Regions from separate parts of the Homo sapiens genome. Here region 2 is linked to region 1. Evidence: chromatin contacts called from ENCODE POLR2A ChIA-PET data. All regions are on one chromosome and are shown on one strand. The core of a region is the stretch at or near the end of the contact, and the rest is flanking DNA. Distances in the headings are between cores, read along the strand shown. Region 1 holds the start of BMNCR (bone marrow associated non-coding RNA). Region 2 overlaps LOC124904488 (a long non-coding RNA gene).

Evidence for each region. ChIA-PET counts read pairs that join two places held with the same protein, here RNA polymerase II (POLR2A).
Region 2: POLR2A ChIA-PET joins it to region 1 with 10 read pairs in A673. The contact joins the enhancer-like site here to the promoter of BMNCR in region 1. POLR2A ChIA-PET finds 5 or more read pairs at or near these places in 2 of 52 experiments (A549 and A673).

Annotation. Positions count from the first base shown.
Region 1 is chr1:203,404,548-203,410,496 of GRCh38, forward strand. BMNCR (bone marrow associated non-coding RNA) reads right to left here and starts at 3,078. Exons shown (of 3, transcript XR_001738390.3): 1 at 1,984-3,078; 2 at 1,238-1,305; 3 at 186-830. RefSeq lists a silencer at 5,620-5,820.
Region 2 is chr1:203,523,341-203,529,289 of GRCh38, forward strand. The region is part of intron 2 of LOC124904488 (a long non-coding RNA gene); the gene reads left to right. Among named protein-coding and RNA genes, the nearest start is that of OPTC, 32 kb to the left of the region's middle. Within about 2 kb of position 3,396, at least 3 of the 41 ENCODE cell types and tissues checked have a DNase peak (open chromatin) inside an H3K27ac peak, as active enhancers do.

The sequences.
Region 1 (5,949 bases), core at 1,828-4,327:
ACCACTGACAAAGCACTCCTTTCCTTTTCCATATAAGGAACAACTTAAGTCTAGAGTGGGCATGATTTGTCCAACTCAGGTCATGGCCAGTCAGTGACTGGCATGGGCATAGAACTCAAGTCTGCTGACCAAGTCCAATGCATCTCTGAGGTTTCCTGGAAAAAAAAAAGTCAGTTAGGCAAATGACTGGAGGGTAGGATGGGAATCAGTGAACATGGGCTGAGTGTGTGCATAGAGAGGGGCGGGGAGCCAGCACTTGAGCAGAGCACACTAACCAGTTTGGGAACCCCAGGGAAGTCTGGCCATTGCTGTCTCCTTTCTCTTTCCTCCAACCTCAGAGAAAATGAATATAGGAGCAGGTGACAGCCTGGGGTTGGGGGTCGAGGGAGTCTGCACGTGGGATGGAGTAGGTCGGTAGCAATGCACTTCTACCTCTTCCTCCTTCAGCCTTCAGTCCACCCATAGAACATACGGCTGAATCTCCAAAGTCCTACCTCTTACGACTCTGCTGGTACAGTCTGTTGGATGGAGGTCCTGCCCCTCCCAGGCACCAATCACCAGAGCAACCAAGGCTGGAAATAATGCTCAACCCTTCCACTCATTTTTGCTGCTGTGGTTTGGGGACCATTCTCCATTTCCTAAGCAGACACAGCCTTGGTGAGGACCATGGGATCAGGTAGGATTGCACTCAGTGGCTGGTAACAGAATCCATGGGACTATGGCTTCTTTTTCACTCCCCATAGCAGGAAATCAGGGTGTCCAGGGCAGGCTCCTTTAGTCCCTCTGTTCCATCATCCTTCACATATGACTTTCATCCTCATGACCACCTCCTGATCACATGTTCCAGGCAGGACGGAGACAAAAGAAAATGACAAAAAGCAAGGGTTGGGTACATATCAGGAAATCCAGACTTTCCCCTAAACCTTCCAGGGGCTCCTGCTACTGGAAGCTACTCCTAGCTGCAAGGGAGCAAAGGAAAGGTCATCTTTTGTCTGGGTAACAAATTGTGGTTTTATTAAGTAAGGAAGGAGAGAATTGATATTGGATAAGAAACATTTACTCCCAGGAAGATACAAATTGGAGCCTTTTCATTTCCTTTCCTCCAAAGTTGATTTCAGCGGGATCACAGTCCAAGGAAGCATTAGCCCAGCTCCAGAAGCCTTAATGTCTGTATGGCCTTTGCTGAAACCCAGAACTCACATACAGTGGATCAGGCAGCACACAGCACCCTGCATACCTTTTTTTACAAGTCTCCTTACACTTTCCTCTGACTCCTCTCAGTGGCGCTTCCAACCTCCCTCTCTCCTGCAAAGCAAAACAAAACAAAACAAGAGAGGCCAACTGGCAGCCTGTGCTGCCCTCTCTGCACAGCCTCCCATCTCTCTGACATCTTCCCTGTTACCACGTTTTTCCCTTTGTCTTCTCTGTGCACTTTCTTGTGGAAATGGGTTTGGTCTCTGGGTTGTTACAAATCTAGGCCTCCACCCCTTAGCCCCATAAGCACAACCAAGGCTGAAAATGATGAATCTGGGAGATTATGACACAACCTGTGAACTATACTGTGATATTTCCCCCCGGCTACCCAGGTTACCAGCAAGCCAGTGTAAACTTAAGCGCTGCTTCTACAACATCTGCAGACACCAGTCAGGGTGGGTCAGCTGTGCTTTGCTCCAGCCCTGGAGACCTGCCCCATCCCCGCTCAGCCTCCTGCTCTTCTTGTTCTTATGTTGTCTGAACTCCCCACTTTGATACTCATCCTACTGGCTTCAGCCAAATAATTCCCATCTGCTCCTTCAGAGGCCCACTTAGGATGGTCTGTTTGGGGAGGTTCTCTCAATTCACCTCACTGGCCCCAAGCCAGTCTGCTGTGCTACTCTGATAGGTCAGCCCTTGGTTTATATTATTTGTATTTGTACTTGGTATTCCGATTTTGAGCTGCATTCTTTATATCTGTTCTGTCTCCACTATTAGGCTGGGACCAACCTGAGTGCAAAGTCTGGGTCTCCTGTCAACCCCTCGGGACAAGGGTTACTTTTTTTTTCCCAGCTGATGTTTCTTGGGTACCTTCCATGTGTCAGATGCTGAGGTTGGTGCTCAGGACATGAGACAGACCCAGCCCCTGTTCTCCCTCAGGACTTGCTTCTCCTGGTCCTGTCTGTGCCCCCAGGACAGCACTCTGCCTGACACATCGGGACAACTGACCACTGTCTGGACAGAGATGAGGAAGAGGATAGGGATTCAGCCCTTGGAGATGAGCCCCATCACTCTCTTCCTGGATTCCAAGTTCATACCACTCTGGCGGCTCCTCTGAAAATCCCCAGGCCTCCTCCCAGTCTCCCGGCATCCGGTGTTGCTGTTGGCCGGGCCTGCCTGCCACACAGCCAGGGACTGAAGGACATTTTATTCCAAATGAGGGCAGTCAGCTGAATTTCCAAACCAAAGATTTTTCCACTTCAAATTTTCTCCTTTCCTCTTCTGCCCAAATAACACATTTGTTTTGTAGAAAAGGGACAGAGCAGTTCTATATCTAAGGGTTAAAGACTTTATGGGGATACCTGGGGGATAGGCAGGGCTGTGGCCAAAGTCCTTATCCTGTTGGGAGGAGAGGGAAAAGAAAGGAACTGAGAAGGGCCTTCCAGTCCCCAGGAAGACAAAGGGGATAAGATCAAATCAAGGGATGCCTTTTTTCTTTCCGACCCTATACTGCACTCTCCTTCTTCTTCCATCTCCTTTTCCTGTTTTTTATTTCCTCTTCCTCTCTTCCTTCCCACTATCTTCTTCTCTCTCTTCCTCTCCTTCCTCTTCCTCCATGCATTCATTCATTCATGCATTCTCCCAGCAGACATTTATTCAGCATCTACTATGTGTCAGACACTGCCGCAAGCTAAGAATACAGAGACAACTAAGTCAAGGCTCAGAGTTCTTATAGTCCAGAGGTTGAGGAGGGTGGGGCAGACAGATGACAGGCTGGGGTGAGGAGCTACAACTGGCAAGGAGAGGTACTGGTAAATCTCCAAGTACATTCAGAAGCTCATGCAGTACATTTAGAACAAGGGAAACTCTGGGAATCAAGGAAAACTTTTTAAAAAACTTAAAACTTAAAATTTTTAAAAATAAGTATTTATTTATGTATTTCTTATTATTACTATTATTATTTTTTGAGACAGGGTCTCACTCTGTTGCTCAGGCTGGAGTGCAGTGGTGTGATCATAGTTCACTGCAGCCTCAACCTCCTGGGCTCAAGCAATCCTCCCACCTCAGCCTCCCAAGTAGCTGGGACCATGGAAGTGCATGACCATGCCCGGCTAATTTTTTTTTTTTTTTTTTTTAAGAGACAGGGTCTCTCTGTATTGCCTAGAGTGGCATTTTTTAAATAGACTTTTTTTTTTTTAGAGCAGTTTTATGTTTACATCAAAATTGAGTAGAAAGTACAGAGTTCCCCATGTATCCCCTGCCCCTCACACACACAGCCTCCCCAACTATCAACATCCCCCACAGGAACAGTCATTTGCTAAACCCGATGAACCTACATTTTAACATCATTATCACCCAAAGTCCAGAGTTCACATTAAGGTTCACTCTTGGTGTTGTACATTCTATGAGTTTGGACAAATGTATAATGAATTGTATCCACCTTTATAGGATCATGCGGAGTAGTTTAACTACCTAAACATCCTCTATGCTTTGCCTCACTTAATCTTTCAATCTTCAATTTCTTCTTCTTTGAAATGGGAAATATAACAATTATCTCATAGAGTGATCATGAGGATAAAACAAAATAATATATATGAATATTCTGCTTTAAGTGTGGGTTATTTATATAATATCACAGGGAAAAACCAAGAGAACTCACATAGTTGTCCCTGATTGTGGTATGTGCTACGGGAGAAAGGAGAGAAGCAGATAGGAAAGGATGAACTTTCGCCCAAGCATCAGGGAGACGCTGCTGCATGAGGTTTGGGCTGCAGGCGACACTGGGAGTAGTAGTAGGAGGAGGGCACGGAGGCCCACGGAATTCTAACAGGGACTCTGGACTGTTCCCTGCTCCTGAAGTAGCCCATCCCAACTTTATCCAGGCAGTCCTCTGGCTGCTGCTGGCAGGGGCTCAGAGAGCCTGTGTGAGTCACATCCACGTGGCTGATGTGGGGAGGGAAGAAGGGATGGGGAGGGCTCATGCCCGCGCAGGGCCACGCTGGCTTGGAGAAATGGTTCCTGAAAGTCCCTGGCAGAAAGTGGGCTGCTGTGGGCTGTTAATGTGCCATGCAAATCAACCAGTAAACAGTCCCCAATGAGAATCCCAGATGTCTGTTCACTCCAAAGCACAAGACACTCATTTTGGGCTCCAGGTGGGGACCAGCTCAAGTGAACCCTGCCCATGAGCTGAGGCAGGACTGCTGGTCTCTCTGTCTTCCTGCCTCTGGACGGGGACCTTGTTCCTGGAGACCTCATTGTCCTCCTACACTGAGACAGGCAGTGTCTACACAGGGAGAAGGCGACCGGCAGTACAGATGACATCAACATATCACCTTTCATTCAGGATGGGAAAAATCATTCTGGGGTCTGCTTAGGCTGTCTAGGCAGAACAAAAGAGCTGCACCATAGTGCTAGAGACAGGATGAACCATATGGTATGCTTGTGGGGTACCCCAAATTTCCACCTGAGTTGGGTCTGTTGCCAGGCAGAGGCACAGCTGGGTTTGGGGGGATGCCAGGTGCTTGCTGTATATATGCTCAGAATGCGTTGGCTTGTGGGGAGGATAGCTAGAGAGGGAGAGGTGGAATGAAGCACATCTGGTGACCCGATTTTTTGTTTTCTTGTTCTTAGTTAAGAGCCTCAGCTATTCTTGGGGCTGGAGGAAGAAGACAAGGAAACAGGCAGGGGCAGGAGAAGGAGAAAATGGGGCAGGTAGTGTATGTTACTTGGGGAGGCTCAGAGAGGGAGTGCTGTTTTGATCCCGGGAAGGCCTCTACTTCTCATGGAGTGCGAAGGGGCTTGGTGTTCCTAGGTGAGGAAGAAAAGTATGGTCACATGACCATTTAGCAGCCTCTCCCACAGGGACTCAACATGCAGTCATATCAATATATCATTCCAAAAGCAGCACATAAACACATATACCTTCAAGGATAATTGCAAGCACAGGGTTTAATTATACAGACAATGAAAGCCCACACTTCTTAGAGACACACTGCCACTGAAACACACACAGCCCTGCTCATAAAGACTAGAAGTGGTCACATTGACCCTTCAGGTCAGGGCAAATGTGCCTTGAACCAGCATCACCCTTTGGAGTTTGCAAAGTCTAATGTCCATCTCAAGTTTTCCACAAACTTCTGGAGGGTGCTCCTGCTTCTGATGAATTGTTCGATCCAGGGTCCTCTGGCCATTCCTGGTGACTGTCCCTGTTCCACACCACCACCATCCAGGTGGAGAACATGGCAGAAATACTTGCAAGGCTTCTGTGATGTGGAAAACTTAGGAAGCTTTGAAGAAATGAAGAGCTTTACATCATAGCAATAACACTAAACACTAAATAATACTAAACAACAGACATTTCTGGTATGACTTTTTAAAAATCCATTGATCATTTTCATAACTCAGGGTGCAGACTCTTTGCATGTTATTCAGCTAATCCCCTTCCCCCTCTTCATTGTTGTCTTCTTCTTAGGGGCAAAATCCGAATTCCTCTCATTTCTTACGTGGAACAACTTTCTCCAATCTCTGCTGCCAAACGTGGCTCGTGAACTCCCTTAGCATAGCCAAAAACTCACTGGAAGCTCTGAAAATAGCCCTGGTGACTTGCTGATTAAGCTCCTAGAGCAGAGGCTATCTGCCTTCCCCATCTTCCTGTACTAAGGGCAGTTTTTATTTTTCTAGCTAAATGTAAATATGCAAATATACACTTGGACACAGAACTCTCGATCCACTTCCCCAAATAGGTTAGACAGGAAG
Region 2 (5,949 bases), core at 2,146-4,645, 120 kb after region 1:
ATCTACTCTAAAAAGCCTAAAACTAAGTGAGCTGGTCTACTCAGCCACCGCCTTTCAGAGGAGGAGTTCGTTTGTCTCCAGAGGAGGAGTTTTATGAGGACGATATTAAGGTATTCATTAGAAATGGCCATGCAAGGCCGGGCGCGGTGGCTCACGCCTGTAATCCCAGCACTTTGGGAGGCCGAAGTAGGCAGATCACGAGGTCAGGAGATCGAGACCATCCTGGCTAACACAGTGAAACCCCGTCTCTACTAAAAATACAAACAAATTAGCCGAATGTGATGGCGGGCGCCTGTAGTCCCAGCTACTCAAGAGGCTGAGGCAGGAGAATCGCTTGAACCTGGGAGGCGGGGGTTGCAGTGAGTTGAGATCACGCCACTGCACTCCAGCCTGGGCAACAGAGACAGACTCCGTCTCAAAAAACAAACAAACAAACAAAAACAACTTCCTGCGCTCTTCTCCCCTAGGCCCAAGCAACCGCCATTCTACCTCCTGCCTCTGTGAATTTGACTACTCTGGGTACCTCATAAATTTGAGGAAGTGGCTCTATCATGATTTAGTTAACTGTTCTCTTAGGATTGATTACACAGATTGTTTCTGATTTTTCCTTATTATCAGTAATGTGGCAACAAATATATTTGTGCAACCAGTTTCTTTGTGTGGTTAGGATTATTCCCTTGGGATTGTCAGAATCAAGAATTACTGAGAAAAAAATAACCTGAACATGTTTAGGTTTTTGATGCATATTATCAGTTAGCTATCCTAAAGGATTTTAGTGGTTTATGTATTGCACCTGAAGCATTATATTAGCAATGTATAAACTTGCCTGTTTCTCTGTAAACTTACCACCACTGGCTTGTAAAAAAATGCATTGCTAATTTTTTAGGCAAAAATCGATACATCATTGTTAGACTAAAAATTTGTTGTGGCAACTGGAGTTTAGTGGAAAGAGTGCGGAACTTGGAGTCAGATCTATTTTTGGAAGTTGAGTATAGAGCAAAATGTCCCCGGAACTGAAAGGAGAACAAATAGCCACTCTTTTGAGCAGTTAGGCCCTAAGTGGGCTGGAAGAATGAAAGGAAAGGGAAGGAAAAGAGACTGATCTTTGTATACTGGGCACTGCCTTAGGAGATGGGAAGTTAAAGTCAGTAAGGCAGTCCCTTGATCTGTTCACAACTGAATAGATTGTGAAAAACAAACAAACAAATACGCCATTTTACAGATGAGAAAACTGAGGATGGGAGCTATAAAATAACTTTTGCAAGATCATACAATTCATCAGTAATGATATGAACTGCTAACAGCAATATATAGACTGCTAACCCCTAGCTAGACACTGTGCTAAGTACTTCATAAAGATCATCTCATTTGCTCATTACCTCCCCAAATCCCCATGAAGCTGGTCCTATTTGTTCCCATTGTATAGACTTCCCAGCATCACAGAACCCAAAGCACACTTGGGCAGCCTGCCTCTGCAATTTGATGCCAAGGCCTGTATGCACACCCTATCGTCTCTCACAGCACTGGACACCCCATTGCAGACAACACGGGGGCTCCTAAATGCCTCCCTCTGTTTGCTCCAGGCTGTTTCCTCTTCTGGAGACACCCTTCCCTATCCCCCACCCTTTTTTGGACTTGGCTAACCCATTCATAAGGATCAGCTCAGAATCAGCCCTGCCCCCTGCACCCCTGCCTCACCACATGCATGCCGTAGGTGTCCCTCTTACATGCTTTAGTGGGTAGACCTATTGCAGCACTTGTCCCACTATAGTGTCATTGCGTATGTGCCTGTCTCCCCAGGGAGATGCCTTTCAGATTATAGGCTGTGTTTTTATCCCAGTATTCCTTTACCTTAGCACTCCTGGCACACAATAGGCCTCAACAGGTGTTTGTGAATGAATGCTGTCTGTCATTCAAGCCCAGATTTGACCCATTCCAGAGACCGAGACTGAGGAATTTCCAGCAAAGCCGAATAAGGCAGAGTGGGAGGATGCACCGAAGCTGGAGCCCTGGGATCTTCTCCTGGGGATAACTCTGCAATCTCTTGAGCCAGCCTGAGATTTTCCATTCTCCACACCTTCACCTTGAGACCAATAGGACTTCTCATAAAGAACCTGGGGTGCTCAGGAGGGAGACTCTATGGAGGCACAGAACCTTCAGCCTGGTGGGAGGGCAGTAAATTAAATTTCTCTGCTAACAAGCTCATCCCGGAACAGCCTCCCCTACAGACTGGTCCTCTGGGAATAGAGACCTGGCTGTTTTCTTTTTCTGCTGTCATAGCCAGTTGCTGGCTGAAAGTGCAGGAGGCCCAGGAAGCTGCTGGCACACAAGAGGAAAGAGAATGGGGCTTGGGGATGGGGGTGAGGGGTTCAAATGCTGCCTAGAACCTGCCACTGGCAGGTTCTCCAGGGAGGCTGGGGAAGCCTTCTAGACCACAGACCACCAGGCCCAGGGCGTGAGATTCTAACTTCCCTCAGAAATGGGCCCACACAGGCCAGGTACACTGGCCCACACTTGTAATTCCAGCACTCTGGGAGGCTGAGGTGGGAGGATCACTTGAACCGAGGAGGTGGAGGCTGCAGTGAGCCAAGGTCATATCACTTGTACTCCAGCCTGGGCGACAAAGTGAGACCCTGTCCCTAAAGCAAACAAACAAACCAAAACCTGTCAGTGACTTACTGTTTGATATCCTGGTCATCATTATGGGAAGAAACAGAATTCTTGGTGTTCCTTACTCTAATTTATCTCTGGTTTAACTTTATGTTATGGGGATGTGGGGGCAGTGAGGAAAGCACCAGTGTCTTTTTACGGCCCAGGACATCCTAAGTACCTTACCCCAGTCCTGGCAAGCTTGCAGGACATGCTAAAGATGGGAGCCTTTAGTTGGCATCGCTTACTTGGCCTGGGATGAAGTCTTGACCTCCCATCTGGAGCTAAATGTCCAAGCCAAGGGGCATCTGGGGGTGGGACTGCCCTTTGCCCAGCCACGGCCTTGTGGGCTGATGGCAGACAGTCATGTTCTTATGAGCCACTTCCCCCAATGGCTGACATTTCATCTTTGGAGAGGAAAGCTACCAGAGTCAAAGAGGGAGGCGGGTAAGAGAGGACTAGGCTATACCTTGCACGATTAGTCTTTCATAAGTAGTGTTTAAGGATCAGGATGAAAAATTAAAAAAGCAAAAAACAAAACCAGCAAGCCAATTCCTCTCAAGAAACTTCCCTGAAAGAAAAGGGAGGAAATCAATATTTAATTCAGACTTCATTGATTTGCAGTTTGGGTACCACACTCAGCACTCGATTCTGTCCCGGTTTCCCAGTAAGAGATTATGGAGTCCCTGGCAAAGGATACTAAAGGGCCTGAGGGAAAGGCAGCGCCAGGGAAGAGAAGCCGGGAACTTTGTCTTGAGTCAACTTTCCCCAGCTGCTCCCTGCCCCAGTGTGGGGCACCTCCCCTCCCTGAGGGCTTCGCTGAGCTGGGAGGGATGAACCAGGCCTTCCTTGGCCCACTCCCCTGCCTCTGAGAAGAGCAGCAGCCAAACCCCCCCTCAAAGAGCTGTGTGCACTTGACACAAACGTGCACTCTCTCTCTCTCACACACACACACACACACACACACTCACACACCACTCCTCCACTCACATACCACACCTACAGACACTCACATAAGCTCACACAACACACACACTCTCACACACACTTGCACACCACTCCTACACTCACATACCCACCTAGACACACTCACATAAACTCACACACCAAACTCCCCCCCCACACACTCTCACACACCACTCCTACACTCACATACCACACCTACACACACTCACATAAGCTCACACACCACACACTCACACACTCACACACCACTCCTACACTCACATACCCACCTAGACACACTCACATTAGCTCACACACCACACACACTCACATTAGCTCACACACCACATACACTCACATTAGCTTACACAGCACACACACTCACATAAGCTCACACACCACACACTACATTAGCTCACACACCACACACACTCACATTAGCTCACACACCACACACACTCACATAAGCTCACACACCACACACTACATTAGCTCACACACCACACACTCACATTAGCTTATACAGCACACGCACGGCACACACACTCCCACACACACACCCTCTTACGTACATTCACATACACTCCATACCACATACACTACACACACATACACCACACACACACACACACAAAATGCCCTAACTTTACTTAACTAGCCTAAAAAAAAACCCCTAATTTTTCAAAGATACAAACTGAAGTATCTAGGAATGAAAAATCATACCTGTAACTTACTCTAAAATACTTTGGAAAATAAAAGACCAAAAAAACTTAGCCAGGAAACTTCAAAAGTTCACAGTTCTTTTCTTTTTCATTCCTCAGGCCTTCTAGCTAATCTAAGCTATCTAAAGTCTAGTCTAGGCTGCGCGCAGTGGCCAGACCTGTAACCCCAGCACTTTGGGAGGCCGAGGCGGGCGGATCACTTGAGCCCAGGAACTGGAGACCAGCCTGGATAATGTGGCGAAAGCCCTACAAAAAATACAAAAATTAGCCAGGCATGGTGGTGCATGCCTGTAATCCCAGCTACTTGTGGGGGCTGAGGCAGGAGGATTTCTTGAACCCGGGAGGTCGTGGCTGCCGTGAGCTGAGATCATGCCATGGCACTCCAGCCTGGGTGACAAGGGAGACCCTATTAAAAAAAAAAAAAAAAAAAAGTCTAGCCTAAATCCATGTTGTTGCAAATGAAGCATGTGCCATTCTGTTCCAACACTGGATGGCAGAGAAACTGGCTGCTCACCCCCCCACCCCACCCCCACCCCAATACCCAAACAGATGGGAAGGCAGTGACTAAATGCTGGAAGAAAAATTGAATATCCCCACGAACACATGGCCAAGCTATCAATCAGCCACTCATCAAATTCTGTGGCAGAGCCGCCCTGCTGGTGAGAGGGGCATGTAGGGTGGGACAGTAATGACAGAAATATGGAGAAGTATGATTTGAGCACCTCAGCCTTCTCTGTCAGCATGCAGTCTACGTGGGGAAATAAGCTCAGAGCACCCAGGATCAGAGAGCTCCAAGTCAGCAATAAATGGCCTAGTGGGTCAGACCATGATTTTTTAAAAAATTAATTAAAATAAACAACACACAAAATTCTCTCCTAGCACTTCAGAGCTTATACAATTTCCAATGCTCTTCTCCATCTGTTGCCTTAGTTGGTTCTTGTTGAGAATACTATAAAATGGTTATGGTTGGAATTTTGTGTCTCCATTTTACAGATGAAGACACTGAGGCCCGGGAAGTTGTGTAAATGAGCAGCATAGAGTGGTCAATGGCAGGGCTGGGACCAACACCCATACCACTCCCACATGGCTATTCTTTCTTGCAACTTGAGAGGGCTTCTGGATACGCCACCCCACCGCCACCACCGTGAGCCCAGGGCTCAGAGCTGGGCAAGCTCTAGGCAATCTTCCTGAGCTTTCTTCCTCTCTCAGCCCAGCAGCAGATGCAGCCAATATCCAACTACCCAATCCTTCTCAATATCTATGAACCCTCTCAGTGATCTGCCTCTGATCCCCTCCAGCACACAGAGTTTGTGTAGGTGAATTTGTATGGGAATGTATGCAGTGGAGACAAGAGTCTGGAATCCGAAGGCCTGGGTTTTCAGTCTGTCTCTATGTTCAGTTGGCTGTTCTACCGTGGAACCCCAAGTCCTCTTTTTGGCCCCACTGGTTCCTCTGTTCTTCTCAGGTCTCCTTTCTAGCCTCAGGAATGTGCCGAAACTCAGAGAACTGCTTGTTCTCTGAAAAGCTGCCACCACCCACACATCCCCTGGGGTTCTCCTCTTTCTGTGCAGTAGGATGCTGTCCCCCCAGTTCTCGTTTCCCTGCTGCCCCCATGCAGTAGGATGCTGTCCCC